Regions from separate parts of the Homo sapiens genome. Here region 1 is linked to region 2. A link is an interaction called in ENCODE POLR2A ChIA-PET data of the cell type or tissue named here. Cell type or tissue: HCT116. All regions are shown on one strand. Each heading gives the region's core, and the rest is flanking DNA. Links, peaks and the distances in the headings are about the cores only.

Region 1 (12,924 bases), core at 38-8,037, 160 kb before region 2:
TCTTACCTGTGAACCATCTGATTAAGGGTGATCAGATATCTAGAGTTAAACTGACTCTGCAGGATTCTTTCTTAAGTAAGAATTGGAAAAGAGTTGCAATTCTTACTAAAATTGGGCAAAGCAGAGATAAACATGGAAGCCCAGAGGTCAGGGCTCGTTGGAAAAGAGCTCAGAGGAGCCTGAGTCGAGCATGGTCAAGGAGATCGTCTATCTGAAGGGAGAACGTAGAGCCTGGGCAGGTGTTGGGGAGGAGGGTTTAGACCAAGAATCACAAAGCTCATGGGCCTTGCTTCATGGAGGGATCACAGACCCAAGAGCTTCATTCTCTTCTTCTTGAAGAAATGTGACCACTGGGGCTGGGTCTCTCCTGGGCTTGAGAGTGAGGTCTGGGGAAACCCACAGGTCTGTGCCCTTGGAGAGGCTTAGCCCACCTGTTCCCAGGAGGACACCACAGCCAACAGTGAGAACCTGTCCTCCATCTCTATCAGACTACACCTTGCTGACCCCAAGAACCAGAAGGGAGTGTCTTCCCCTAGGACCCCAGCTCTGCTGGGAGACCTCTCGTACCCATGGCCTCTGCCAGTCACTCTCACCTGTGACCCTAAAAAGTCTCAAGCCCTTCTCTGCATGTTCCTAATTCTTGGTCCATCCTATCCTCTTGGGGATGGCCCTTTGCATGGAACATCACTGCAGGCCTCAGGAACCCCAGGACAGAGCAGAGTCCTCCGCTTCCTCCATCCTGTGAGCAGGTGACTTGGGATTTCAGATGAGGCTGGCAGTGACTGGAGATTTCGGAATCTGACAGATGCTTTTAACTACCTGGAAGGACTGTGCCCTAAGAGACAGAAGATATGAGAAGCATGAGAATCCACTGAAATGTAAAGGGCTTTAGAGCTACAAGAGAAGCTCTAAAAAGACAAGGAAATGCAGAAAGCCCCCAGTTCCTCAGTGGCTTGGGAGGGAGGTGCAGACTTCCTGACTATACAGGAGATGATGGGAAGACTCATTACGGATGGGGGCTAGGAGACCACCCTTCCTTAGTTACGTGTTTTGTGCTGTGTCTTGACAAGAGAGATGAATCAGGGTCCTAGGTGAGAATTCACCACCATCCAAGACCTAAATGGGTGTGTGTAGACTCTGAAGTCCAAGAAGTTCTGCCGACCGACGTCTGCACAAACCACTCTCAGCAAAACAACCACTAGAGTAATCCAGGGTTTCAGAAAGAGTTGGTCTTTTCCAATCTAGCGGAGAATATCTTCTCCCAGTGAGAGAGGGACACACACACACACACACACACACACATACACACACAGTATTGGCTCTGTTTTCTCTGAAGTGTGTGGCCTTTTTTTTTTTAAGGTGTTGTAGATTACTTGGAACTAAATAGAGGTGATGGTTGAAGAAGATTATGAATGCACCAAATTCCACTGATTTGTACACTTTTACATAGTTAATGGTTAGTTTTATGTTTGCGTACTTTATTACAATAAAAAGTAATGATATAGTATTTGTAGAGCAAGTAGCAAAGTCCCAATATGAGTAGAATCTTATCATGCTCATAATTTATACACACAGTGCATTGAAATAAGACACTATTTTCGGACAGGCGCGGTGGCTCATGCCTGTAATCCCAGCACTTTGGGAGGCTGAAGCGGGAGGATCACAAGGTTAGGAGTTTGAGACAAGCCTGACTAACATGGTGAAACTCTGTCTTCACTAAAAATACAAAAATTAGCCGGGCATGGTGGCGTGAGCCTGTAATCCCATCTACTCAGGAGGCTGAGGCAGGAAAATCACTTGAACCAGGGAGGCGGAGGTTGCAGTGAGCCGAGATCATGCCATTGCACTCCAGCCTGCGTGACAGAGTGAGACTCCATCTCAAAAAAAAAAAACAAAACAAAACACTATTTTCTATTACCAAGGCAAGGCCAGAGTGATTCCCTTTTTGCTTCCTCTCTGCCCACGATGGTGTACAGTAGAAAAAAAAATGGCCTTATCCAGATGTCAAGATTCCATAGTTCATATGAACATCATCTACACCTTGAGCTTCTCCACCTCTTGCTAAATTCTGACTCCTATTCCAAATGTTCCCAATATATCTGGCCCTATATCTAGACACCATTCCTATTTCCCCTGTCTGGATGCAGTCCAAGGAGAGTGGTTCTTGCGGTTACTGTTTACAGTACTGACTGGGATGCTGGCGCCTGTCTGTAGTTTCAGCACCATGGCCAGCGTCCAGGAAGCCACACAGCTTTCTCCATTGTCGTCTCTTAGTTGATCATTTGCATATGCTGAGTCCCTATCTTGGGACTCTGAAATAGAGTCTTCCTGGAAAAATCTAATCAGTAACTTTTTTTTCAGGGCAATATTCAGGCATTAGGGTAAATTGGAAAAAGAGGATGCCAGTTGTTAAGGCGATGTTTTTGGAAAAAAAATAACCCTTACATTCCATGGATTCTGCAAGCAAGTAGAATGGCCTGTTGTGGGGTCGGGGGTGGGGGAGGGGGAGGGACAGCATTAGGAGATATACCTAGTGTAAATGACGAGTTAATGGGTGCAGCACACCAACATGGCACATGTATACATATGTAACAAACCTGCACATTGTGCACATGTACACTAGACCTTAAAGTATATACATTAAAAAAAAGCTCAGAATGTGGGCTCCCACACTCATCAGGACAACTAGAATAATCCAGGGTGTCAGAAAGAGTTGGTTCTCTCCAATCTAGCTGAGAATATCTCTTCCCGGACTTTCAAGATACCAGCTATTGGGTAATGGCCAAACGACAACAGGCTTTAAATCACACCAAACTGCTTTCAAAACCTGAATCTGACCTTGCTATCTTTATGTGCTTGGGAGAGTCACATTACCTGTCTAAGACTCACTTTGCTTTTCCATAAAATGGCACTAATAATGCTGTCTGCTTTGTAAGCATGTTTGGAAGACGGATGATCGGGGATTATTATATTCTGCCTCTCTGTTTAGCTAGGAGGGAAGGCTCCGGAGCCAGGAAGGCTGGGATATGATCATTGCTTTGTCTCTGAAAACTATGAGATTTAGGAAAATTACCCACTTGACTCAATTTTGTCATTTATAAAATGAGGGCAATGCCAGTACCTACCTTATATAGAGTTTTGGTGGAGAACACATAGTTACTGCATGTGACGTGCAAAGTAAACTCTGAACATGTTGTTAGACTCACTCAATAATGTGGGCTATTGTGATCACTACTATAATGTTACTCTAAAAACGATGATAATATTATCATAGTTTTGTGGCTACACAGAGCCTGATAAACTTTGCTCAGTAATAATACCTGTTTTTATGAATCATTGTTAACATTTTCTTGAAGGTCCTTGGACATCTGACATATTCCCTGATTTACTTTCCAAAGTTCTGGGCTCCCCATCTCAAGCTTACAGACTTAGCCTGGACGGATGCCGGCATTTGTTTTTTTCAAATATTTACTCAGCAACATCTCCTGGGACTCGGGACTCTGATGTGCCACATCCTGTATAGGAAACAGGTGATGTGGAAATGAGTCAGACTCAGCTCCTGCCCCTGACAGACTCTGACAGAGAAATCTGCAATGCACTGATAAGACTCTGCTACCAGAAGCTTAGGCGCTGCTGAAACGCAAAAGAGATACCAATTTATCTTTTCCTAAGGAGTGAAGGAAAGCCCCTTGGCCATGAAAACCCCTCAGATGGTACCAAAAATATAGACAATTGATCCAGAGAGGAAAAGAGGGGAAGGAAAGAGTAGAGAGCATCCTCAAATGAGAGAGCAGTGTATTCGGAAGCATCAGTAGCTATGAGAAGCTACAGGCTCAAACAAGGGGAAAGATTTAGGAGGAGAATTATTCTCAATTGCTGGAGTGAGGGGTTGAGCCAAATAGGTTAAATTAAAATTTTCATTGTTGACCATGGAAGGGCTGCGCACTGGGGCAATAGGAGAAACCTCCAGGAGTGTTCAGGGAAAGAAAGCAATTAAACGTGGATCATGTTTTTTGTTGTTGTTTTTGTTTTTTGTTTTTTTTTCTGAGATGAAGTCTCGCTTTGTCGCCCAGGCTGGAGTGCCATGGTGTGATCTTGGCTCACTGCAACCTCCACCTCCCGGGTTCAAGTGATTCTCCTGCCTCAGCTTCTGGAGTAGCTGGGATTACAGTCATGCACCACAAGGCCCAGCTAATTTTTGTATTTTTAGTAGAGATGGGGTTTCACCATGTTGGCCAGGATGGTCTCGATCTCCTGACCTCGTGATCTGCCTGCCTTGGCCTCCCAAAGTGCTGGGGTTACAGGTGTGAGCCATGGTGCCTGGCCAGATAAATTTTTAAAAGAGAGGGAGATTTGGCTGGGCATAGTGGCTCACGTCTGTAATCCCAGCACTTTGAGAGACTGAGGTGGGTGGATCACCTGAGGTCAGGAGTTCGAGAACAGCCTGGCCAACATGGCTAAACTCCATCTCTACTAAAAATACAAAAATTAGCCAAGCATAGTGGCAGGTGCCTGTAACCCTAGCTACTCAGGAGGTTGAGGCAGACGAATCGCTTGAACCCGGGAGGCAGAGGTTGCAGTGAGCCGAGATCACACCACTGCACTCCAGCCTGCAATAGAGAGAGACTCCATCTCAAAAAAATAAAATAAAATAAGAAGATGACTGTGGGAATGGTAAACTGATTTCCAGGATGGGATACCCAAAAGGCACTGCAGACCTGGGGAGAGGGTAGCAGCAATATTGACTTTCATTGTGGACACGGCGAGTAGAAAAGTCCTGTAGGGAACTCTATAGGTTCTTGCCTAAGGGAAGAGTCACAAAGCTGTTGGACAGAAATGGAAACACTACCAAAAGCATCAACGGAGAAGAGAAAAAGGAAAAGAGTACAAGGGATGGGGATAGGGTAGAAAAGGATGATTCTCAACAAGTCAGGATTTCTCCTACCCAAACATCTATGGTATACACCTGCCACTCCTTGCCAATACTTTTGTCATTATATATATATTTGAGACAGAGTCTTGCCCTGTCGCCCAGGTTGGAGTGCAATGGCGCAATCTCGGCTCACTGCAGCCTCCAACTCCCGGGTTCAAGTGATTCTCCTGCCTCAGCCTCCCGAGTAGCTGGGATTACAGTCACCCACCACCACACCCTGCTAATTTTTGTATTTCTTTATTTATTTTTTTAGTAGAGACAGGGTTTCACCATATTGGCCAGGCTGGTCTCCAACTCCTGACCTTGTGATCCACCCACCTTGGCCTCCCAAAGTCCTGGGATTACAGGCGTGAGCCACTGCGCCTGGCCTACAAATGTGTTAATATCTCAGGGTGTGTGTGTGTGTCTGGGGAGGGCCAGGTGGTTTTCTGTGCTGAGTTTGCTCTGTAGGGAAGAGCTGTGTTTTCTGGGGCTGTAGAGTTTAGCTCAGTCCTGATCATCAGCAATACGAATGTCAAACAGGAAGGCTTGTGTCTTATTTGGATGAAGATGCAGACCTGTGGAAGGATTTTGATCAGGGCCAGAAACAGGAAAGTTTGGGGCTATGAGAATTAATAGACATCAGCAGCAGTGAGGGTCTGGAGTAGGGGGCTGGGAGGAGGCTGATGTGGTGACAGAGACACGATGTCTTCAGTCTCCAGCTGAGCTTGGACTGTGGGGATGGGTCAGGGGACGTGGGTGAGGAGGGACTCGGGGAAAGAGCTGTTTGGATTTGTTCACGGTGTGGGGAGCAGAAGAGCGTGAGGAACTGAGAGTTGCTCCAGTCTCTGCCTTGGTTCACTGGAGGAGCCGATGGGGCTGTCTCGGGATGGATGACCCCAGGAGAAGCAGCAGGCAGGGGAGGTGTTGATAAGATGGATAACTGGCCTCAGAGAAAGCAGAGCCTCCCTCCAAGCCCGAGTGTGTGGTTTTGTTCCTCCCAAACACTTCCTTCATCTGACTTCCTTTGTTCTATAATTAGCAGCACCTTCTCTTCATTCTTCTCTTTCAAAACCTCTGATTCATTTCTACCTCCTCACTACAGTGTGTTTTCTGAAAGTTCTCAAAGCACAGACTAATTCCCATTTTCCAGGAGAACCACACATTTCATATGGCTTCAAGCCAGACAATGGGAATCCACGCAGAGAGAACATGCACGCACACAAACAGGAAGGACGCAGACGGGCTTTGGGGGTGACGAGGGACAGCTTCACCCTGAGGTCTCAGGCGAGGGGTGAGGAAGGAGACTCATGTGAACTCCTCTGTCTCTGCTCTCAGGCTTGTTCACAAAACCCTGCATCTCAGCGCACCCAAGCCCCCTGGTGCACGCAAGAGCCAGCGTGAGCCTGCGCTGTCACTCAGAGCTGGCCTTTGATGAATTTATCTTATACAAAGAGGGGCACACACAACATTCCCAGCAGTATGGTAGGATGATCCAGGCTGGGGATCACTCCTTCAAGGCTGTCTTTTCCATGGGTCCTATAACGCCTGCCCGTGCAGAAGCCTATAGGTGCTGTGGCTGTTTCAGTCACTCCTGCTATGAGTGGTCGGCTCCCAGTGACCCCCTGGACATTGTGATCACAGGTGAGTGTGGCTGGACCATTCATGGTCTTTTGGTGCCCAGGAAACTCCCCAGGGTGATGTGGTTGTTGATCAAACCGCCAGTAGAGGAAGAAAAATACCAGAACATAGAAACACCAAGTAACTTATTAGAGGGCCAGAGGAGGGGATGAAGGAAAGGGGGAGAAACAGAGAACTTGTGATAGTTAAAGAGAAAACAAGTTAGACAGTGACAGAGAATGTGAAACAGATATTGAGAGAGATTCGCAAACATAGACAATGCCTCCTCCTGACCTCTCACCTGTGTCCTCAATGCCTCCTCCTGACCTCTCACCTGTGTCCTCAGTGCATCCTCCTGACCTCTCACCTGTGTCTTCAGTGCCTCCTCCTGACCTCTCACCTGTGTCCTCAGTGCCTCCTCCTGACCACTCACCTGTGTCCTCAAACATCACTTCCTCATGACTCCCTTTCCGCAACAGAAGAGCTATGCCAGTCTATTTTCTAATCACCCACAGCCAAGGAATGATTCCACATACGAATGTCATAGTGCGTAGTTACCTGTTTTGTAGTTATTTCTAGACATCTATCACATCCCCTAGACTAGCAGGGCTCACAGGACAGGATCCATGTCAGTGAAGCGTATGCTTTATTTTTCATTCTTGGTTAATTGTATGAAATAAGGTTGACATTTATAGACATATGCTGGCAGAATGGATGGAAGCATGGATGGACTATAAATGGACAGACACAGAGGGAAGAGTTGATGATGTATTCAGTATTCAAATGCACACTTAAAATCTGTCGTATATCAAGCCAGCAACCTCTCCTGCTGCTTTCCCCCTTGAATTCTGGGATATTCAGCTCTGCTCTCAGTTTCCTGGCTCAGGGATTTCCTCCTTGTCCATTTTGCCCAGGTGAGACGCACACAGAGATCACAAACTCAGATCAGCCTGACAAATCCTAAAGCAAAATCATACCTGCAGCATTGACTATATAATCCACTGGACCCCATGCAAAATGAAAATAGAGGGCCCCATGTTCAAACATCAAGATGTCAACACGAGGGCATTAAACTCAGCTTGGAACTCTGATGGCACGGCTCCTGGACAGTGAAGCCAGCCCTGCACAGAGACATAAGCAATTGGGGGATTGCACACAGCATATACCAGGCACCTCGAGATCCCAGAGCTGCATGCACCCAACACACGCCAGGTATTCCAGATGCATCAGACAGAAAGTGCCCCTGGAGGTGATGGTTGCAGATCTGGGGGCCTCCAAAGCCCACTTCGCCACTCTCTGCTTCAGTCGTCATACTGGACATGGACTGTGTCCCTGCACAGACCCTGTGTATACCTAGTCCGTTCACTGCACTGCAGGGACTCAGACTTGGTAACTGAGTGTATGAATGTGTATGAATGAAAATAGCATGTTGATTGTGTTGGATTATCTTTACTTAACAAAGTGGCATGCAGTTTTATGAAGTTTTAAATGGAATAAATAGTGACGTCTTCACATAAGCCTCCTTAGGAAGTGACTAATATCACCCACGCTTACAGGATGAGGAGGTTGAGCTTCACAGCTTGTGCAGCAGGCTGAGAGTCACGGAGCAAACAGGCCGCAGATCCTGGAATGAGCCCAGGCTGGCAGAGGTCAGAACCCAGTCTTGTGACCACAATGCTTTGCCACCTGTGTTAGCTTCCTGGGGCTGTCCTAACAAAGTCCTGCAATCTGCGTGGCTTAACACCACAAAATCAATTCACTTATAATCCTGGGAAGTAGAAGTTTGCAAGTAAGGTGTCAAGGAGGCCATGCCCACTCTGTAGGTTCTAGGAAAGAATCCTTCCACATCCCCCCCACCTTTTTTTTTTTTTTGAGACAGAGTCTTGCTCTGTCACCCAGATCTGTGGAGCGATCTTCTCTCACTGCAACCTGCACATCCTGGGTTCAAGTGATTCTCATGCCTCAGCCTCCCGAGTAGCTGGGACTACAGGTGTGCACCACCACACCTGGCTAATTTTTGTATTTTTTTAATTTAATTTTTTTTTGAGAGAGAGTTTCACTCTTGGCATCCAGGCTGGAATGCAATGGTGAGATCTTGGCTCACTGCAACCTCTGCCTCCTGGGTTCAAGTGATTCTCCTGCCTCAGCCTCCCAAGCAGCTGGGACTACAGGCATGCGCCATCATGCCCAGCTAATTTTTGTATTTTTAGTAGAGATGGGGTTTCACCAGCTGGTTTTGGCCAGGCTGGTTTCAAACACGTGATGTCAAGTGATCTGCCCACCTTGGCCTCCCAAAGTGCTGGCATTACAGGTGTGAGACACTTCCTGGCCCCAAATCATTCATTCATTCATTTATTCATTCTTCATTGAGTCATTCGGTAATTCCCCGTATAGTTACTAATCACTAAATGTGTGCCAAGTACGGGGCTCCTCACTTCGTACAATTACGGTATATTGTAGACACAAAGAGTGTCTTCATGGTGGGAACTGGAGGAGAAACAATGAAAAAGTGGAGAAATAGAAATAAATGACATCAATGATAAATTTTATGAAAGAAAATGTTAAAACTAAACCATGAAAACTAATACAGAAGCCTACTTGCCTACGGTGGTAAGGAAAGAAATCTTGGAGCTGGTGATATTTGCACTCAACAGTGATATGAGGTGTGGGGAGAGGGATGGAAGTTGAGATAGAGAGAAGAGCACGTGCAAAAGTCCTGGGGTGAGGGAAATGTGAAGGATCCATTTCTTTTGCTGTAAATAAGACAACATACTGTCCTGAGTGTACGTGGGTATTTATAAAGTAATAATATTTATCTAAAACTTGGAGTGAAGTATCTGAATGAACGTATGCTTCGAGTAAGGGTTATAAACCATTGTGTCTATTTATGTACAGATGAGAATACCACATATTCCAGCCCTGCCGTGAAGGAAAGGTGGAATCAGAGATGAGGAATCTTCAGCTCAGATAGGAGACACACAGAAAGGTTTGCATGTGGAAGTGCCAGCCTGTCAACCTCTCCAGAGGCTCCAGAAGTGAGGCCAGAATTTTGATGATAGGAGATAGACTTTGGAGGTCATCACCCACATCCCCTGTCATGGTCACTGTCATTGTCCCTATTCCAGGCAGTCAGAAGGAAAAATGAAGGATGAACATAATGCGTTGGGTTCAATGGGCCAGGGCTGGAAGCAGCCACCTCTCCTGGGCAAAGCCTCAATTTCACAGATCTTCTCAGGTGAGAATTGAATCACTGCAAATGAAAAGCTTGCCCTTGGGTTGTGTCGACAGGTTTGAAGCAGGCAGGGAAATCTATTCATGGCAGAGATATAAACGGTCCCTTTATTCTATGGGTGGATGTGGATCAAGAATTCTAGACACACAGGGTGAAGCCTGTGTCCAAACTAATAGGACCTTCACACTGTTTTCAGCATGGAGAGCTCACAAGTATTGGAGGATTGGGAGAATGGGGTGTCTAGAATAACGTAAAGCAACAGGAAGCTTGATTCACCCAGATGGGTAACCTGAGCATATGCCCTCCTATGGATCAGCTCAGGAATTCCACGCTGGCTTCAACACAAAGGCCTTTTCACCCGTGCTTGCTAACATTCAGATTCCCATTAAAGATGTGTGTTTTTAATTAATCATTTCAAATAAAACCTTGACATTATTTTGCATTAATTTTTCATGTTTAAGTAATTGGTTTAATCGAGAAACGGAAGTGCATGAGGCAGATACTAAGTTAGTTAGGTCATTGCAAATATTTAGTTGGACTTTTATCATCCCTCGGCCTCAGATTTTCTGAAGCCTCTGATGCCGTTCACCCCTCTGACCTACGTGAAAGTAGCTCTTATCTTGTTCACCTTTTGGACCTTGTTTCAAAAGTAATGATAGAAATGAGCAGTCCAGTTGAGAAAACAAGATACTCTGGGAGGGTAGGTGCTGAAAATTCTTGGAGAAACCAAAGCTGAAGACAAGACTCTCAATCAATTGATCTTGGCAAGGAATTGTGTTTTCTCTCTTCACTGTTTAATACTGGTCAATACAATTATGGATGTTTTGATCTGGAGTGATTCTTTGTTAACATCTCTCGTATTCATCCAGAGAATGTAAATAAGGGCATAAAACAAATGTAAATATTCCTATGATAAAATAATTATTCTGCTATGGAGAATATTGGATCTTGCTCCTTAGCGTGGGTTATTTGGGTGAAACACTGAGAAACATGAATGTCAAAGAGTCCTACACTGTGAAACCCCGTCTCTACTAAAAATACACACACACACACTCACACACACAAATTTGCCGGGCGTGGTGGTGGGCGCCTGTAGTCCCAGCTACTCAGAAGGCTGAGGCAGGAGAATGGTGTGAACCCGGGAGGCGGAGCTTGCAGTGAGCCGAGATCGCGCCACTGCACTCCAGCCTGGGGGACAGAGTGAGACTCCGTCTCAAAAAAAAACAAAAACAAAAACAAAAAAACAGTCCTAAGCTTTCTAGGACCAAGGAAGCAGCTACTCACTCGCAATCGCTAGAGTGTTCCCATCTTCCAACACCCACCTTGATTTTCTCTAGTCCAGCAATGAGTCAGGTCTCAGCATGGTCGAAGCAGGGAAGGAGCATCTCATGCTGCTTTCCTTGTGGTCATACCTTGCCAATGCCACTTCCAGAGGCAGGTTTTTCATTCCTTCTTTCAGCTTTCAGGGTCTGGATACTCTGAGGACACTGGTTTTGCCTCTGTGCATTGATGAATGCCTCCGTTAATCTGCAAGTGAAGAGTAAGGAAATTGCTTTTCACACATTACTTAGAGGGCTTTTGGTACTGTCAGCGAAGGACACTTGTCTGATGATATCGATGTCAACCACAACTTGCAAAATATCCCATAGACTCAAATTTTAGGAAACTATTCTAACCAAAGCTCATCATCTGAAAGCTGTTGCTCTATGCACAGGGTCCTGGGCTTCTCTGTGTGTGGCTCTTCCCCCCACACAGGAGACCCATCCTCTCGTGAGATCTTCACCCTGCGCAGGAGACCCGTCCTCTCCCGAGATCTTCGCCCCGCGCGGGAGATCCGGCCTCTCCCGAGATCTTCACCCCACGTAGGAGACAGGTCCTCTCGCGAGATCATCACCCCATGCAGGAGACCCGTCCTCTCGCGAAATCTGCACCCCTAGCATGAGATTCCCTCCTATCGCGAGATCTTCACCCAACTCAAGAGACCCGTCCTCTCCCGAGATCTTCAAGGCACGCGGAAGACCCGTCCTCTCGCGAGATCTTCCATGCGATGGCTCCTGCCTCTGCTCATATCCAAACTCCTCCTCAGCCAGGTGTCTGATGACTCCACTGCCATCATCCCAGAAATTTGTTCCTAGAGAACACAAACAAATTTCTTCTCTATTCTTCATACCAAAGAAAATACTATGATATTTCTGCATGTTTATATTATTGTTAAGTGAACGGCAGTAATTGCTTATCTTCCAAAACGAAGAGCTGAGTAATGATATATCTTTAAACTCCATCCTTTTGACAGTGATTGAAATGGACAAAACAGTAGAAAGTAGAGCTGATATGTGTGATCACTTTTAATGACACAGATTAACAGTGAAAACCACAAAGACCTGTGGTACTTGTATCTAGGTAGTAGAACATTGGCCTGTAAACACAGCACTTCGGGAGGCCGAGGCAGGTGGATTGCCTGAGGTCAGGAGTTCGACACCAGCCTGCACAACATGGCGAAACCCCGTGTCTACTAATGATACAAAAAATTAGCTGGGCATGGTGGTGCAAACCTGTAATCCCAGCTACTCGGGAGGCTGCCAGATCCAGCCACGAGACACCTTTCAAAAAAAAAAAAGAACTTGGTGTATAAGATAATTTTTACACTGCCATAAAGAACTACCTGAGACTGGGTAATTTATGAAGAAGAGAGGTTTAATTGACTCACAGTTCCACAGACTTAACAGGAAGCATGACTGGGAGGCCTCAGGAAACTTACAATCATGGCGGATGTTGAAGGGGAAGCGGGGACCTTCTTCTCATGGCTGCAGGATAAAGAGAGAACCAGGGGAGACGTGTCACACTTTCAAACCACCAGCTCTTGTGAGAACTCATGATCATGAGAACAGCAAGTGAGAAATCTGCCCCCATGATCCAATCATCTCTCACTGGGCCCCCCTCCAATACATGGAAACTGCAATTCTAGATGAGATTTGGGAGGGGACATAGCCAAATCATATCATTTTGCCCCTGGCCCCTCCCAAATCTCGTGACCTTCTCACATTTCAAAACCAATCATGCCTTCCCAACAGTTCCCAAAGTCTTAGCTCATTCCAGCATGAATTCACAAGTCCAAGTCCAAAGTCTCATCTAAGACAAGGCAAGTCTCTTCCCCGTATAA
Region 2 (16,660 bases), core at 5,163-13,162:
TAAGTTAGCCAATCGGGCAGCTAAGTCAAAGGCATAAAAGCTTCAAGGCCTTAATGCACTTCAAGCCCCTTCTAATCTAAAAAGGCTCCATAAGAGAAATCACACCTCAGTATTCCCCTGAAAAAATAGAATAAGCCACTTCTCAAGGGCATACTTTTCAGCCCTCAGGATGGCTACAGTCAGGATGGCAAATTTATTGGTCAGCCTCCAGCCAACAGAAAGTTCTTGAAGTCCTAAGCTTTTCACTCAGGAAAAAATAAAACTTATCAATGGGCTCAAACATTGTTTTCAGACGGGAAACCTCTAGAATGGTTAACCACGTAACCTCTCTAGCTCACTTCCAACAAAAATTGACACAATAGCAGAAGCCCAGCCCTAGGAAATAAAACCACCTTTATTTAACTCAGGAAATTTAGTATTAGTAAGAACTCTCATCTCTGTCTCCTTCCCTAAGCCAAGCTAAAAAGGGCCCTACACTGTTCGTCTTTCAACCTCCTCGGCAGTAAAAGTTACAGGAATCAACTTCTACATGCATCACACTCAAGTCAAAGCCAAAAAGCTAAAAAACCAACCCCTAACAGTAAAAAAAAAAAAAGCTAAATATTAATGTAAAAAAATAGAAGATCTTAAGCTAAAAATCATAGAAGATAAGTAACTAAGTAAGGGCTACACATCTTACTCAGTCCCACTCCTACCCACCAAATATGTTTTATTATTTCTAACCTTTTCTCACAAAGTTCACGGCCAAATATTAAAACTTCTTTTTAACACTTATTTGCAGCAAAATTTAAATATTCATAAAATCACATTTGTAACTTTCTGAATCCCCAAAGGAAAATGTTATATCTTGGCAAGTTTTTTTTTTTTTTTTTTTGAGACAGAGTCTCGCTCTGTTGCCCAGCCTGGAGTGCAGTGGTGCAATCTCAGCTCACTGCAAGCTCCGCCTCCCGAGTTCACACCATTCTCCTGCCTCAGCCTCCCGAGTAGCTGGGACTACAGGCGCCCGCCACCACGCCTGGCTCATTTTGTGTATTTTTAGAGAGACGGGGTTTCACCATGTTAGCCAGGATGGTCTCGATCTCCTGACCTCGTGATCCACCCGCCTGGGCCTCCCAAAGTGCTGGGATTACAGGTGTGAGCCACCACACCCGGCCAGCAAGTAAAGTTTTAAACAAAAATTACTGGCCAGAAAAAAAAAAAAAGCCATTCTTGTGAAAATTGTTGTAGTCACACTGCTATTTGCAATGAAACTATACTCTGTGGCACCCACAATGTAGAATTCTGGTTGTAAAATTGTAATTGTGGTAATATTTTGCCTGATTATCATCCTTATAACAAAATTAATAATTGCAGAAAAAATTTAATCAAGGTTGTTTTGCTTATAGCAGAAGTAATAGTAACGAATAAAAAGCAAGCATTAAAGTTTTACTAGCATTAAGTGTAATAAAACTTTTTACCAAAGGTTGGTGATATAATGCACTGTAAGCTATAAAAAGGTTATAAAAACATTTACATAAAAAAGGATTTTGTATGGTGAATACTTGTCCTAAAAGAAAATAACTGGTTGTTTAAAGGAAGAATGTTTAGGACAAGTCTAAAAGTTTAAGTGTGTTGTAAGAGAGTCTGTGAAAGTCATAAAAAATTTAATAATTAAAAAAAGTCAAAATTAACGCTAAAGTTATTTTAGCCACCCAATAATGTATTTCTCCCAATCATACTGCAAGTAGTAAAAATGGCCTAAGCCTAAAGTTATTCTCTACTGGCACGTTAAGGAGGAAACATATGCTTTTCTCTAGGAAAAAGTTACTTTTACAGTAACGTTCCTGGTAATGTACACCGACATCTAGTGGAGGAAAACCTGTATTGCAATCCATTGATACAACAACAGGTGTCAAACTCCACTGTCACTTAGGGTCTGTAGGACTGCCACTAACGATGGTATTTTTTTTTTTTTTGAAACAGAGTCTTGCTCTGTTGCCCAGGCTGGAATGCAGTGGCACAACCTCAGCTCACTGCAACCTCCGCCTCCCGGGTTCAAGTGATTCTCCTGCCTCAACCTCCCAAGTTGCTGGGATTACAGGAACTCACCATCATGCCCGGCTAATTTTTGTATTTTTAGTAGAGATGAGGTTTCACCATGCTGGCCAGGCTGGTCTTGAATTCCTGTCCTCAGGTGATCTGCCCGCGTTGGCCTCCCAAAGTGCTGGGATTACAGACATGAACCACCACACCCAGCCCCAATGGTGGTAATCTTAATACTCATATTCTAACCCTATATTTTAAACCTTCTTGTAAAATTTCTCTCTTTTTGCCTAAAAGTAATTAAACTCCAAATGGTGCTGCAAGCAAAGCCACACATGGACACGCCATTCTTTTGAGAAACCTTAAATCAACCTCAGAAAAAGGCCCAACTGCTGTTCCCCCACACAACACCCCTTTTCAGCAGGAAGTAGCCAGAAAGAAACATGATCCAACACGCACTAACAGCAGTTAGCTTTGCCTCTCTTTAAGGGGAGGAATAATACAGGAGTTATTAAGGAATTATTTTAGGCACATAGTAAGGGTAAAGGTTCTTGGTGGAAATTTTCCTGTAATAAGAAACAACCCCTGAACCATCTCTTTTCTAACAGAGAAGCTGTCTTAAAGAGCCTGGCCGGCAAGCTTTAAAATTCAAATGCTGGCCATTAAAACATGGGTTCATGCAATATGGTGATTTCTGCCATCTTCTTATCACCACCTGTGCCAAGCGTGATGGCCACCTCCAAATAACACAAAGCATCATGGTGGCCCACATTTGCATATTAAAAGGCTAAGGTGGGAGGAACAAGTTTTTCGAGGGCTATGTAAATGACACACCTGGCCTAACCAATCCCCTGGGCCCTATGCAAACCAGACACTTGCCTCCTCCAGCCTCCCAATATAAGCAACCACTTTTCCACCACACACGGGGTTCTTCTTTGTTCCAAGCTCCCCTCCCTTGGCTCTGTACAGAGGAGCTCTTTTCTTCTTTCTTTCTTCTTTCTTGCCTATTAAACTTTTTGCTCCTTAAAACCACTCCACGTGTGTCCTTATTGTTTTATCTAAACTGGCATGAGACCAAAAACCCTAGTCACCAAAGCCATATCACTGGAGCTCATGGTCTCAGGTAAGAAACCTCCAACCCGTGTCCATTGAAGCTGGCATTAGTCGTGTGAATGTAGAACTTCATGTTAGTAACACAGCTTTTAAAATGTTTCCCTAAATTGAGGCGGAGCTTGCAGTGAGCCAAGATTGTGCCATTGCACTCCAGCCTGGGCGACAAAGAGAGACTCCGTCTCAAAAAAAAAAAAAAAAAGTTTCCCTAAATTGTATATTTTTACTGTATACAACATGTGGTATTGCAACATTCCTATTTGTGGGTTGGCTAAATCGATCTAATAAACATACACATCAGTTCACATACTTACTACTGTTTGTGGTGAGAACTCTTAAATCTACTCTCACAGTGATTTTCAAGAATAGAATATATCGTTATTAACTATAGTCACCATGTTGTAGCATAGATCTGGAAGTTATTCTGTCAAACTGGAATTTTGGACCCCTCTATCAACATCCTCCCAAGATATAGGAATAAATGTGAGCACATCAAAAGACACCCAAACCATTACTTATTATAAAAATTCATAGGAATCCACAGTGAGACACTACTTCAAACACTGGATTGGCCATATTCTGAAAAATAACAAATGTCAGGAAGGGTGTGCGGAAAGAGAACCTTCACGCACTGCTGGCATGATTGTGAAATTTTTCGGTGACTGTGAAAAGTGGTTTGGAGGCCGGGCGTGGTGGTTCACGTTTGTAATCCCAGCACTTTGGGAGGCCGAGGCAGGAGGATCACCTCAGGTCAGGAGTTTGAGACCGGCCTGGCCAAAATGGCAAAACCCCTTCTCTACTGAAAGTGCAAAAATTATCTGGGCACGGTGCAGGTGCCTGTAATCCCAGCTACTCAGGAGGCTGAGGCAGAATAGCTTGAACCCAGGAGCAGAGGTTGCAGTGAGCCGAGATCGTGCCGCTGCACTCCAGCCTGGGTGACAGAGCCAGACTCCATCAAAAAGAAAGAAAGAAAGAGAGAGAGAGAGAGAGAGAGAGAGGGAGGGAGGGAGGGAGGGACGGAGGGGGAGAGAGAGAGAGGAAAGAAAAGAAAGAAAGAAAGAAAAAGAGAGAAAGAAGAAAAAGAAAAAAGCGGTTTGACAGTTCCTTAAAAGATGAACCTAGGAAGGCTTATATGCTGTTGGTGGTAAATTAGCTCAACTTCTATGGAAAACAGCATAGAGGTTTCTCAAAGAACTAAATACAGAACTGCCGTTTGACCCAGCAATCCCACTACTGTAAAAGAAATAATTATATTAAAAAAGACACACGCACTCGTATGTTCACCGTGGTGCTATTCACAATAGCAAAGTCATGGAACCATCCTAGATGTCCATCCATCGTGGCATGGATAAAGTAAAAGTGGTAAATATATAGCCCAGAATACAGCATAGCCATAAAAAATAGTGAAATCATGTCCTTTGCAGGAACATGGATGGAGCTGGAGGCCATGATCCTACGTGAACTAACTCAGAATCAGAATACCAAACACTGCATGATCTCACTTACAAGTGGGAGCTACACAATAGGCACTCATGGACATAAAGATGGAGATAAACACAGGGAAACCCAAAAGGGGGGAAGGGTGGGAGGAGGGCAAGAGGTTAAAAAAATATATTAGGGCTGGGTGCGGTGGCTCACGCCTGTAATCCCAGCACTTTGGGAGGCAGAGATGGGGGGGATCACCTGAGGTCAGGAGTTCGAGACCTGCCTGGTCAATGTGCAGAAACCCCATCTCTACTAAAAATACAAAATTAGCTGGGCATGGTGGTGCATGCCTGTAATTCCAGCTACTCGGGAGGCTGAGGCAGGAGAATTGCTTAAACCTGGAAGGTGGAGGTTGCGGTGAGCCGAGATCGCACCACTGCACTCCAGCCTGAGCAACAAGAGTGAAACTCCATCTCAAAAAAAAAAAAATCTATCTATCTATTTATATATATATATACACACACACACATACATACACCAAACAAGCACATGTACCTTTTGAATATAAAATAAAATAAAATAATAATATAAAATAAAATAAAAAATAAACCTAGAATTACTCTATGATCTAGAAATTTCACTTCTAGGTATGTGACTAAAGGTTTAGGTTATACAAGACGAATGAAGTTTGCAATGTACCCTACAACATTTTGTCTTTAGTTAACAATACTGCATCATGAAGTTAAAAATTGGTAGGAGAATTAACTCTTCCTACCACAATAAAAAAAAAGACTGATAGTAGATATTGTGAAAGGAAATTAAATTTTGGGACCCCACACTCATTTAGCTAAGGGGGAAAGTCAAGCTGGGGACTGGGTCACACAAACCTGCCTCTCCATTTTGGTTCGTGAATAAGATGGCTACAAGGTGAAAAGCTACATGCCTCCCCCACGTTTTGCCCACAAGAAGATTCCTAGTGAGCTGTTAAAATTTCACCATGGCAATGTAAATTGATAGCTTATCTTTCCAATGTATATTGATAGCTTATCTTTCCAGTGTATACTGATAGCTTATCTTTCCAGTGTATATTGATATCTTATCTTTCCAGTGTATGATAGCTTATCTTTCCAATGTATACTGATAGCTTATCTTTCCAGTGTATACTGATAGCTTATCTTTCCAGTGCATACTGATAGCTTATCTTTCCAGTGTATACTGATAGCTTATCTTTCCAGTGTATGTTGATAGCTTATCTTTCCAGTGTATATTGATAGCTTATCTTTCCAGTGTATATTGATAGCTTATCTTTCCAGTGTATATTGATAGCTTATCTTTTCCAATGTATATTGATAGCTTATCTTTCCAGTGTATATTGATAGCTTATCTTTCCAGTGTATACTGATAGCTTATCTTTCCAGTGCATACTGATAGCTTATCTTTCCAGTGTATACTGATAGCTTATCTTTCCAGTGTATGTTGATAGCTTATCTTTCCAGTGTATATTGATAGCTTATCTTTCCAGTGTATATTGATAGCTTATCTTTCCAGTGTATATTGATAGCTTATCTTTCCAATGTATATTGATAGCTTATCTTTCCAGTGTATATTGATAGCTTATCTTTCCAGTGTATATTGATAGCTTATCTTTCCAATGCATATTGATAGCTTATCTTTCCAGTGTATATTGATAGCTTATCTTTCCAGTGTATATTGATAACTTATCTTTCCAGGTACAGTCTCCCCAGCCCATCAGACACAAATGCATATCTGATCATTCCCCCACCCAATTTTGTCTATGTTTATCTTATGTAAAATGCAGATTCACTGCATATTTTCCTCTGCCCCATTTGTTTTTGTCGTCTGATGTAAAAAGTGCAGATTCACTGAACCAGACAAAGGCATGAATGACTATTTTTAAAAAAAATACAGATTCACTGAGCTAGACAAAGGCATGCGTAACTATTTTTCCTTACCCTCCTCTTACATGAAAATTGTGTGCTTCTCAATATCCCGCCCTTTACCCTTTAAATTTGGATCCCTCAAAATCATCTTCAGAGAAAGGCATAGATCTGTCTCCCAGGCACATCTTTAACTTTGGCAAATAAATCTCCTGAAATGATAAGAGACTTATCTCATTGGACAATATCCAAACACTTGTGCCCAAGTGTTTATAGAAGCATTATTCACAATAAAAAGATAAAAGTATCACAAATGTCCACCAACCAACGTGTTGCATCCATATGTTAGAAATTTACTCATCCATAAAAATGAAGTACTGATGCATGCTGCAATTTGGAGATTCAAAATATGAAGCTAAGTGAAAGAAGCCAGATCCAAAGGTCACATACTATATGATTACATTTATATAAAATGTCCAGCAGCTGGAAATCCACAGAGACAGAAAGCAGATTGATGGTTGCCTGGGGCTGAGCAGGGGTAGGGAGAGGAGAGGGACTGCTCCGTGGAACGGGGTTCCTTTTGGGGTGATGAAAATCTTTGGGAACTAGAGGTGGCAGTTGCTGCAATGAAAATCTACTAAATGCCACAGAGTTGTATATATATATATATGTATTTTTTTTTTGAGACGGAGTTTCACTTTTATTGCCCAGGCTGGAGTGCAGTGGTGTATTCTCGCGTCTCTGCAACTTCCGCCTCTCAGTTTCAAGCGATTTTCCTGCCTCAGCCCCCCAAGTAGCTGGGATTGCAGGTGGCCACCACAACACCTGTCTAATTTTTCTGTATTTTTAGTAGAGACGGAGTTTCACCATGTTGGCCAGGCTGGTCTTGAACTCCTGACCTCAGGTGATCCACCCGCCTCGGCCCCCCAAAGTGCTGGGATTATAGGCGTGAGCCACTGCGCCCGGCCTAGAGTTGTATACTTTTAAAGGGTCAATTTTACATTATCTGTATTTTACTTCAGTGAATGGAAATTTAAGAAAAAAGAGCATGGTTCTATGCAGATTTCTTTTATCTTAAAAAGTTGCAACATGACCCAGTGTTTTTTTTTTTTAATGTGAGGTAGGATTCCTAATAAGTGAGAGACGTCCTAAGTCCCACAGTGTTCAGACATGAAGCTGATCTTTTCACCTTACATCTTAAATTCTAATGTGGCTGAGTACAGAATTCGGGATGAGCTCCAGGATTCCTGCAGTCTGTAACTTTTTCTGACACTTTACCATTCCACCCGTGATGACGGATTGTTCCTGACTTACCTTTGGAACATAAAGGCTCTTACACCACGTGTCTGGATCTGGTAAAAGAGATTACACGAGATTGAGAGCCTTACATGTCTCAGGCAATACTCATCCTCAAACCAACCCTGAGATATGGGTCATTATCTTCTTCTATAAGGAGGAAAATGGGAAAGAGGTGTTACATGATCAAGGTCAACCATCAGTAAATTCCACCCTCATGTCTTACATTAACACCTGTTCATTTCCTCCAGGGATCACTCTTGCCCAAAGCATGGAGACAGAATCCATGGTATCAGCTGAGGGCTGTGAGCAGGGAAGAAAAGAGGTAGTAAGGAAGGAGAAATGACTCAGATGTTTTGACAGAGAGTGACCCTGTTTGCCCCAAGAACACTTGCGGGTTACAGTCCTAATCTTACCCCCAAAGTGTTCCCAGACCAAACTGAGGGTGGGGCTGCTATTTCTCATGGCCCAATAATGAGATGCGGATGAACTGGGGAGGGAGAGAGTTTTTATTTCTGTTACCGGTTACAGGGAGAAGGCCTGGAAAACATTGCCAGACCAACTCAAAATTACAAAGTTTCCCAGAGCTTATATACCTTCTAAGCTATTTATTAAAAAATGCAGCTATTTTCTAAGCTATCTTCTAAGCTAAGCTAAGAAGATAGCTAAGCTTCTTCTAAGCTAAGCTAAGAAGATAGCTAAGCTTCTTCTAAACTATCTAAGCTAGATAAGCTTCCAAACTATCTTCTAATAAGTTTAGAAGATTCTAAGCCATTAAGCTACCTAAGCTATAGTCTTCTAAGCTATCTTCTAATCTAAGCTTAGAAGCTTAGCTATCTAAACTAAGCTAAGATATTCTAAGCTTCTAATATCCATCTTTCACATCACCCATTTCCTGCATGGGATATGGCACGCCAGAGACCCAGGGGATGTTTTCTGCATGAATCTAGTAATAAACAAATACCTGCATCCCTCAGGGCTGATAAAGAGTCTATAAACCTCAGATGGAGAGTCTAGAATGTTAGAACATAAACCAGGGAATGTGTCAGATGCCTAAGAACCTTCACAGCAATTCTAGCAATTCTTCATAAAAGCAGCTGTCATTTACTGAGCATAGTTCATCAGGTTATCTCTAGGCATATAATGAAAATAATAATCATAGTAAAAAATAGCCCACATTATTGAATGACTGCTAAGAACATGGTAGAATTTCACTTTGTACATCACATGTATTAACTATGTAGTTCCCCACCAAAACCATGTAAGGTAGATACTAGCACTATACTAAGTTTATATATGACACAATAGCAATGTGGGTAACTTTCCCTAACTCACGAAGTTAAAAGGGGCAGAGCTGTGATCAAATCTCAGGCTTCCTGGCTCCAGAGTCTTCCCTGTTAGTTCAACTGATTGCTTCCTATGAGAGGTAGAATATAATAATCTCTGATTGTCAACCCACCAAATATCCTTACAAAGAAGACATTTTTATTATTGCAATTTTATAGAAAAGCAAAGTGAGCCTCAGAGAGGCAAAGTGACTTTCCCAAGGAGACAGAGATAGCAAGAGGCAGATGTAGGTTTTGAAAGTACTGTGATGTAACTCCAAGCCTGTTGCTTTTTTTTTTTTTTTTGAGACCGAGTCTTACTCTGTTGCCCAGGCTGGAGTGCAGTCACGTGATCTCAGCTCTCTGCAAGCTCTGCTTCCTGGGTTCATACCATTCTCCTGCCTCAGCCTCCCAAGTAGCTGGGACTACAGGCACCCGCCACCACGACTGGCTAATTTTCTTTTTTTTTTTTTTTTTGTATTTTTGGTGGAGACAGGGTTTCACTATATTAGCCAGGATGGTCTCCATCTCCTGACCTCATGATCATCCCTCCTCAGCCTCCCAAAGTGCTGGGATTACAGGCGTCAGCCACTGTGTCTGGCCCCAAGCCTGTTGCTTTTTAGTCAATACCCTATAAACTGGTTTCCTGAACATGGTCTGGAAAGAGATGACCTGAGGTGGATGAGGAAGAGCCAACTCTAAATGCCACCCTGGGCCGTGCTAGTGGTTGTCCTGCTGGGTGAGCGGCTAACATCATAAGCTTCTGAATTCCATTCCTATTCAGAATCCATGGAGTGGATGTGTCTTTTTCCAATTTATTCTGATGCATTCGCTAAATATTTATTAGACACCTTCAGGGAATCTCTATTTAGGAGTCTCTAAGAGGGGGCCCAGCTCATACAAATGTATCAACTAACACACCAGAAAACAGTGGAAGCCTTGTTGCTTCCTGGACTCTGACCATGGTGCTGAAACTAGAGTTCATGGCAACATCCCAGTCAGTGCTGTGGACAGCGACCACAGGAGCCACTCTCCTGGGGCTGGGGCCTGATAGAGGAAATAGGAATGGTGTCTAGATACAGGGCCAGGTCTGTTGGAGACCTTGAATAGGAGCCAAAATTGAACAGGATGTGGGGAAGCTCAAGAGGTTGATGACGTCTAGCTGGACCATGGAATGTTGCTATCTAAATAGGCAATTATTTTTGTACTCTACACCAGGGTAGGCAGACAGGAAGCCAAGAGGGAAGCATCCTGGAACTTCCTTCGTCATACAGAATACTGAGTTTCCTTGGCTGCTCATGAGTGTATATTATGAGTGCAATAAAGTTTGAGTGCGATTATCCCTTAGACTAAAATCTGTTTTTGCAAGAGTTTTCTTCAGAGAAATGGAACCAATCAGATGTTTATTTATGTATATACCTATCCTCTGTCTATCTAGCTATCTGTTTATTTCTCTAGGAATGTGCATTATGAATACAATATGGCCCCTCTTACTGTGGGCCAACGTTTGTTCCATGTTTTAGCCAATGAACCAGACAAACTGTTAGAGCCATGTCTAGCTCACTGAGATGCAACATTAAATGCAGGATCTCTCCTTAGTAGGTCCATATCAATAACATTGGCCTGGCTCAACTTTATCTTCCTTTCACCATTATCCAACACCCTTAATGTCCATTCGCACACATGTTCCCTAGATTTCTAGGTGTATAAATCAGAAGAACTTAGTAGTCACTTTGGAGTGTAGCACATTTCCCCATGGATCACACATTGAACCTATGGCTTAGAAGCAAAGATGGGTAGTGGGGGCGGATCCTGAGGAAAATTAGCACTGTCTTGCATGGCAACTGCCTCCGCGGAGGCCACTATTGTTTCCTCAGACAGTGCAGGGTTAATCTCCTCAGATGCACGGGGAGAGAATGCTTCCATTGTCAAAGAGCATGATTAAGGAACTCACTGTCCTTACCTTCATCAGTGTCTTTCACACATCCCTATTCCAAATGTCAAGATTCCACACCTTCCGAATCAATACCCTTAAAGTAGACACCCTTTGAGGCTGGGAATTCCATTTGTATTGTAATTTAGCCACTTGAAGGGTGAGTTTCTGGGTTTGCTTTTTCTTTTTCTTTTTTTTTTTTTTTGAGACAGAGTCTTGCCCTTGTCCCCCAGGCTGGAATGCAATGGCACGATCTCGACTCACTGCAACCTCCACCTCCTGAGTTCAAGCAATTCTCCTGCCTCAGCCTCTTGAGTAGCTGGGATTACAGGCACCAGCCACCACACCTGGCTAATTTTTGTATTTCTAGTAGAGACGGGATTTCGCCAAGTTGGCCAGACTGGTCACGAACTCCTGACCTCACATGATCTGCCCACCTCGGCCTCCCGAAGTGCTAGGATTACAGGCGTGAGCCACCGCACCTGGCCCCAGGTTTGACTTTTCAAAGGCCTCAGCCCTGTGGCTACAAATGATGAGTATCTTTTAGGGCAGATATAGAAGTCTTAGCTCATTTATGTTTGCACTTGAACTGAAAATTCAAATCTTTGAATTCATCCTCTTCTTTCCCCAACTTTGTCCAGTGACAACCCAGCCAATCTCATTATGCTCATTAGTTTTCAAAAACATTCAAAAGTATTATGTACATGATCACTCAGATTCTTTTTTTTTTTTTTGAGACGGAGTCTTGCTCTGTCGCCCAGGCTGGAGTGCAGTGGCATGGTCTCCGCTCACTGCAAGCTCCGCCTCCCAGGTTCATGCCATTCTCCTGCCTCAGCCTCCCAAGTAGCTGGGACTACAGGCGCCCACCACCACACCTGGCTAATTTTTTAGTATTTTTTTTTTTTTTAGGAAAGATGGGGTTTCACCGTGCTAGCTAGGATGGTCTCGATCTCCTGACCTCGTGATCCACCCGCCTCGGCGTCCCAAAGTGCTGGGATTACAGGGGTGAGCCACCGCACCCGGCCCACTCAGATTCTTATAAATGTTTGTTAGGCGTTTCCAATGATGACATTTGGTGTATCCCTATGGCCACATCATGTTATGCACTATCAACACTACTGGAAATGGAGTCATTAGTGTTTTTAAATCTAATCAAATTAGAAAGCCGATTTCAGAAACTTTGGATCCAATTCAGAAAACTCATCCTTAAAAATTCTGTTCCTTTGGAATCATCCCTGGAACCAAAATGATTTTTTTTTCAAGGGTTCTCCAGAGAAATTGAACCAGCAGAATGTTTATTTATGTGTCTATCTGTGTATCTATGTATCTATCTATGTATCTATCCATGTATCTATGTATCTATCTATTTATCTATCTATCTATTTATTTGTTTATCTATTCATTTACCTAGGAATTGGCTCATGTGATTGTAGGAGCTTGGTGAGTCCAAAATCTGCAGGACAGTAGAGTATCCTGGAGACTCAGGAAAGAGTTGTAGCAAACTAAAAAATCCAAAGACAATCTGCTGGAAGAATTTCTTCTTGCTCAGGGGAGCTCTCTGCTATTACTTTATTGTTATTTTGCTCACAAGACATGTATCATCCTATAACATATTGGATTTTCTATTAATTTTTGTTGTTGTCTAATATCCATCTTTCTCAACTATAATATTGATTCAATACAGACACTTTTTTAGAAGTCTTTCTGTCTTTTTTCTGATACATCTTATACACCAAGAATCACGTTTGACCCATTAGATACTTAATGTGTGCCCATGAAAACAGTGAATAAAAGTGTCTCCACTTCTTCCAAGTTTATTTTTAACACTGGAGCAAATGATTTCTACTTGATTCTCTCTTTTTTTCTCCCTTCCAGGCTGCCTTTAGTGCAAAGTCCTCAGAATGGAAAAATATTCTTGGGGGAGGCAAAACCTTAAGGTTGGCAAGAAACAAACCCCAGCCTTATCCTTACTTTCCTTCTCTCAGTTAGATCTCAATGTCCTTGGCTGCAATGCCGTCTCTACCTAGTCTACTTCAAGCTTCCCAGATATGATTTCCTCTCTAAGTTTCTCTGTCTCTTCCTGTCTCTGTCTCTCTATTGTTCTGTTTCTTTCCATCTCTCTCTTTCTTGCTCCAACTTTCTCAGTCGACTAAAACTAATAGCTACGAATAGCTTTCAGTAATTTGAACATTTCACGGATGTTTTTCTAGATCAACTGAAATCCCTATGCAAACACTGTCACTGTACTTGCAGATGAAATGATAATCACTTCCCGGCAAGAAAAGGATCTCATGGTAGTCTTAAGCCTTTATCTCAGGGTTAAGATGCCCCCTTTTGTGGAGGTGCTTAGACTGTGACTATGGCAGTTGCTTTCCCAGCAAGAAACTGCATTTGGTAAGTGGACCTTCTTTCAGTTAGAGAGCCATATTCTTAGAGATGTAGAATATTTGTTGCAACATATATGTGTGTGTGTATATATATATATATATATATATATATATATATATATATATGGTGTAAACATCCCGGTCTATTTCCCCTAAGGTCAAAACTGAACATGGAAAAGAAACATGGGGCAGGGGTATTTTCTGAGAGTTCCTGAGACACAGAACCACCCCAGCCTTCCCACTCAGGGCTGCCTGGCATCTCCTGTTTACCTTCTCTGTCATAGCCCCATCTGAAAGACTCTGTCTGAATAAATATACCAAACCTCATAGTCTTAGCTCTCCTCTTTGTACGAGGGGTAAGAGTGTGTTCAGGTCTTGGCTCCTGTTCACACACCTGTTGTCTAATGGCAACTGGTACTTAGGACATTTGAAATATCTCTGGTGGCTGCATGCTGCACTTTGGTTGGCAATGGCTGTACGTCTCTGAAAACCTTCTGTGATGATTGCAAAACGGTACACTTTCATCTCCTTTCTTATGGGTTCCGGGGAGCCGAATGCACTTGATTTCACCAGTAATATATGTCTATAGACAATTTCTCAGATCGGCGTGAAGAAGGTAAATTATATCTTTCATTTAGAAAAATATAAATCTCACTTTTACAAAACGTGACTAAGAATTGTCAAGGCTTAGAGAGCAGGAATAATCAGGGACTATATGGGTGTTCATGTCTAATAAATGCAACTCTGATCCTTAACCGTATTTAAAAGCGCTTTCAGAGTTCCGAAACCTTTTCATCTGCTCCAGATTCACTGGGTTCTGAAGCCAAAGCTTTCTGAAACTGTTCCTCCTCTCAGCCCCTAAGTGGTGAACGCTTGGTCTGTTCTGACAGCTGAGATCCTAGCCACGGGAGCGTGAGGTGAGGAATTTCCTGTCACCATCCCAGAAAGTAAAATATAGCCTCATTATTTCCTAATTGTGTTTCCATAAGAAAAACAAAGAATTCGATAAAAGAAACAAAGACCAGTATTTACTTTTTCATAAATGATTGTAGTTACTGAAGGACATATGGGGCCCGTAATCACAACGGGTCTAGGACTCACAGGTATTTTCTCGTCTCCATTATTTACCATAATTGTGTCATTCTCACTCCTGCTTACATGATTTATTTGGTATAATTTAAATGTATTTGTATGTTTTCTCTATGACTTAATGGGCAACATGCCCCTTTCTCTAACTTGTGTTTGTTGGTTTGTTGATCTCTGATACAAATTTGCTAAATATATTCTAGTTGTTGTTATAAAATATTTTCTTTCCAAGAAAATTTTTCAACAGGTTCATGTGCACACCATATATGAAATTCATATTCTTTTCTTATTCTCTTATTTTTCTCCCCATCCTCTACAACACTTGGGCCAAACTGTTATGGATTATTGTGTATCCACCAAGAAATGGCTTTGAGTTTTTAAAGTATCTATTTCTCTGAACTAATCTGTAATTTCCAAGAATCTAATATTTCTCAATTTTTAACACCAATTATTTTACTTTGTAATTTAACAACTTGTTAATTATTAAACAAGTAAAAAATGCAAAAATAAAAACTATGTTTTGATAGTTTCTAATTTATATTCTTTGGAAAATGTCTAAATTTTAGGAAATTAAAATTTTTTTCGAATTGAATGTGGCTAGAAATAATAATTTTTCACTGCATGGCATTACGTAAGTGTAATAGAATTCTACTCTCATCCTACTTTAGATAATGCCAAACTGAGAAACCATTATTAATTTATTTTGTTTTTGTCTAGACATGAAAATGAAAAGTTGCCATCAGAAGAATCATTATGGAAAGTGAAAATATGGTGCTAAATTAAATATGTGGCAAATAAATGTGTTTTTTTAACTTTTAGGTTCAGAGGTACATGTGCAGGTTTGTTATATAAGTAAATTGTGTGTTACAAGGGTTTGAAGTACACATTATTTTGTTATCCAGGTGATAAGCATAGTACCAAATAGGTAGTTTTTCTGTCCTCACCCTCCCCACTTCCTCAACCCTCAAGGAGGTCCCCCTGTGTGTGATTACCAAGGAGGCCCCACTGTGTGTTATTACCTCCTATGTGTCCATTATGTATTCAGTATTTACTTCCAACTTATAAGTGACAACATATAGTATTCAGCTTTCTTTTTCTGTGTCAGTTCTCTTAGAATAATGACCACCAGGTCCATTAATGTGGCTGAAAATGACAGTATCTTATTCTTTGTTTTGAGGCAGAATCTGTCTGTCACCCAGGCTGGAGTGCAGTGGCACTATCTCAGCTCACTGCAGCCCCCGCCTCCCAGGATCAAGCAATTCTTGTGCCTCAGCCTGCCGAGTAAATGGGATTACAGGTATGCACCACCACACCCAGCTAGTCTTGTTTTGTTTTGTCTTGTTTTTTGAGATGGAGTCTCGCTGTGTCGCCAGGCTGGAGTGGAGTGGCGTGATCTCGGCTCACTGCATCCTCTGCCTCCCGGATTCAAGCGATTCTCCTGCCTCAGCCTCCTGAGTAGCTGGGACTACCAGGTGCACACCACCATGCCCAGCTAATTTTTGTATTTTTAGTAGAGACGGGGTTTCACCATGTTGGCCAGGATGGTCCCAATCTCTTGACCTTGTGATCCGCCCACTTCAGCCTCCCAAAGTGCTGGGATTACAGGCATGAGCCACTGCATCTGGCCAGTTTTTGTATTTTTTTTTTTTAGTAGAGATGAAGTTTTGCCATGTTGGCCAGGCTGGTCTCAAACTCCTGTCCTCAAGTTATCCACCCGCCTCGGCCTTTCAAAGTGCTGGGATTACAGGTGTGATATATATGATATATATGTGTCCTCATGGACACAGAGAGGGAACTTCACACACCAGGGCCTGTCAGGGGGTTGGGTAGGGGGGTAGGGGAGGGATAACATTAGGAGAAATACCTAATGTAGACGACGGGTTGATGGGTGCAGCAAATTGCCATGGCACTTGTATACCTATGTAACAAACCTGCACGTTCTGCACATGTATCCCAGAACTTACAGTATAATAATAATAATAATAATAAAAAGAGTGGTCTCTGGGCTATAAGTTCCCTGCAGAGGATTGCATCATCTATTTTGTCACTGCCCCCACCCTAATGTTTGTAGGCTCATATATTATGCCAGTTAATATGCAAAGACTTAGGGATTCAGTACTGAATAAAAATGAGAATGGCCATGGCCTCATATTGCTTATGAGACTGCCAAAACCGAAC

What was found. ChIA-PET counts read pairs that join two places held together with the same protein. Peaks named below come from ENCODE experiments on the same cell type or tissue, not always from the same donor. Only the 100,000 strongest peaks of a DNase experiment are listed, where the experiment ranks them.
Region 1: POLR2A ChIA-PET joins it to region 2 with 5 read pairs; 2 of 35 experiments call an interaction of 5 or more read pairs at or near these places.

What each region holds. Positions count from the first base shown.
Region 1 is chr19:54,515,474-54,528,397 of GRCh38, forward strand. It overlaps LOC105372460 (a long non-coding RNA gene), which reads right to left and starts at 11,637. Exons shown (of 4, transcript XR_001754038.3): 1 at 11,441-11,637; 2 at 11,087-11,291; 3 at 594-835. RefSeq lists a silencer at 1,939-2,139. In HCT116, for the core only: no CTCF peak of the experiment used is centred there; no DNase peak of the experiment used is centred there; H3K27me3 peaks cover 3,057 bases.
Region 2 is chr19:54,674,579-54,691,238 of GRCh38, forward strand. No RefSeq gene overlaps it. Among named protein-coding and RNA genes, the nearest start is that of LILRB4, 20 kb to the left of the region's middle. RefSeq lists a silencer at 9,964-10,164. In HCT116, for the core only: no CTCF peak of the experiment used is centred there; a DNase peak (open chromatin) is centred at 10,045; H3K27me3 peaks cover 1,806 bases.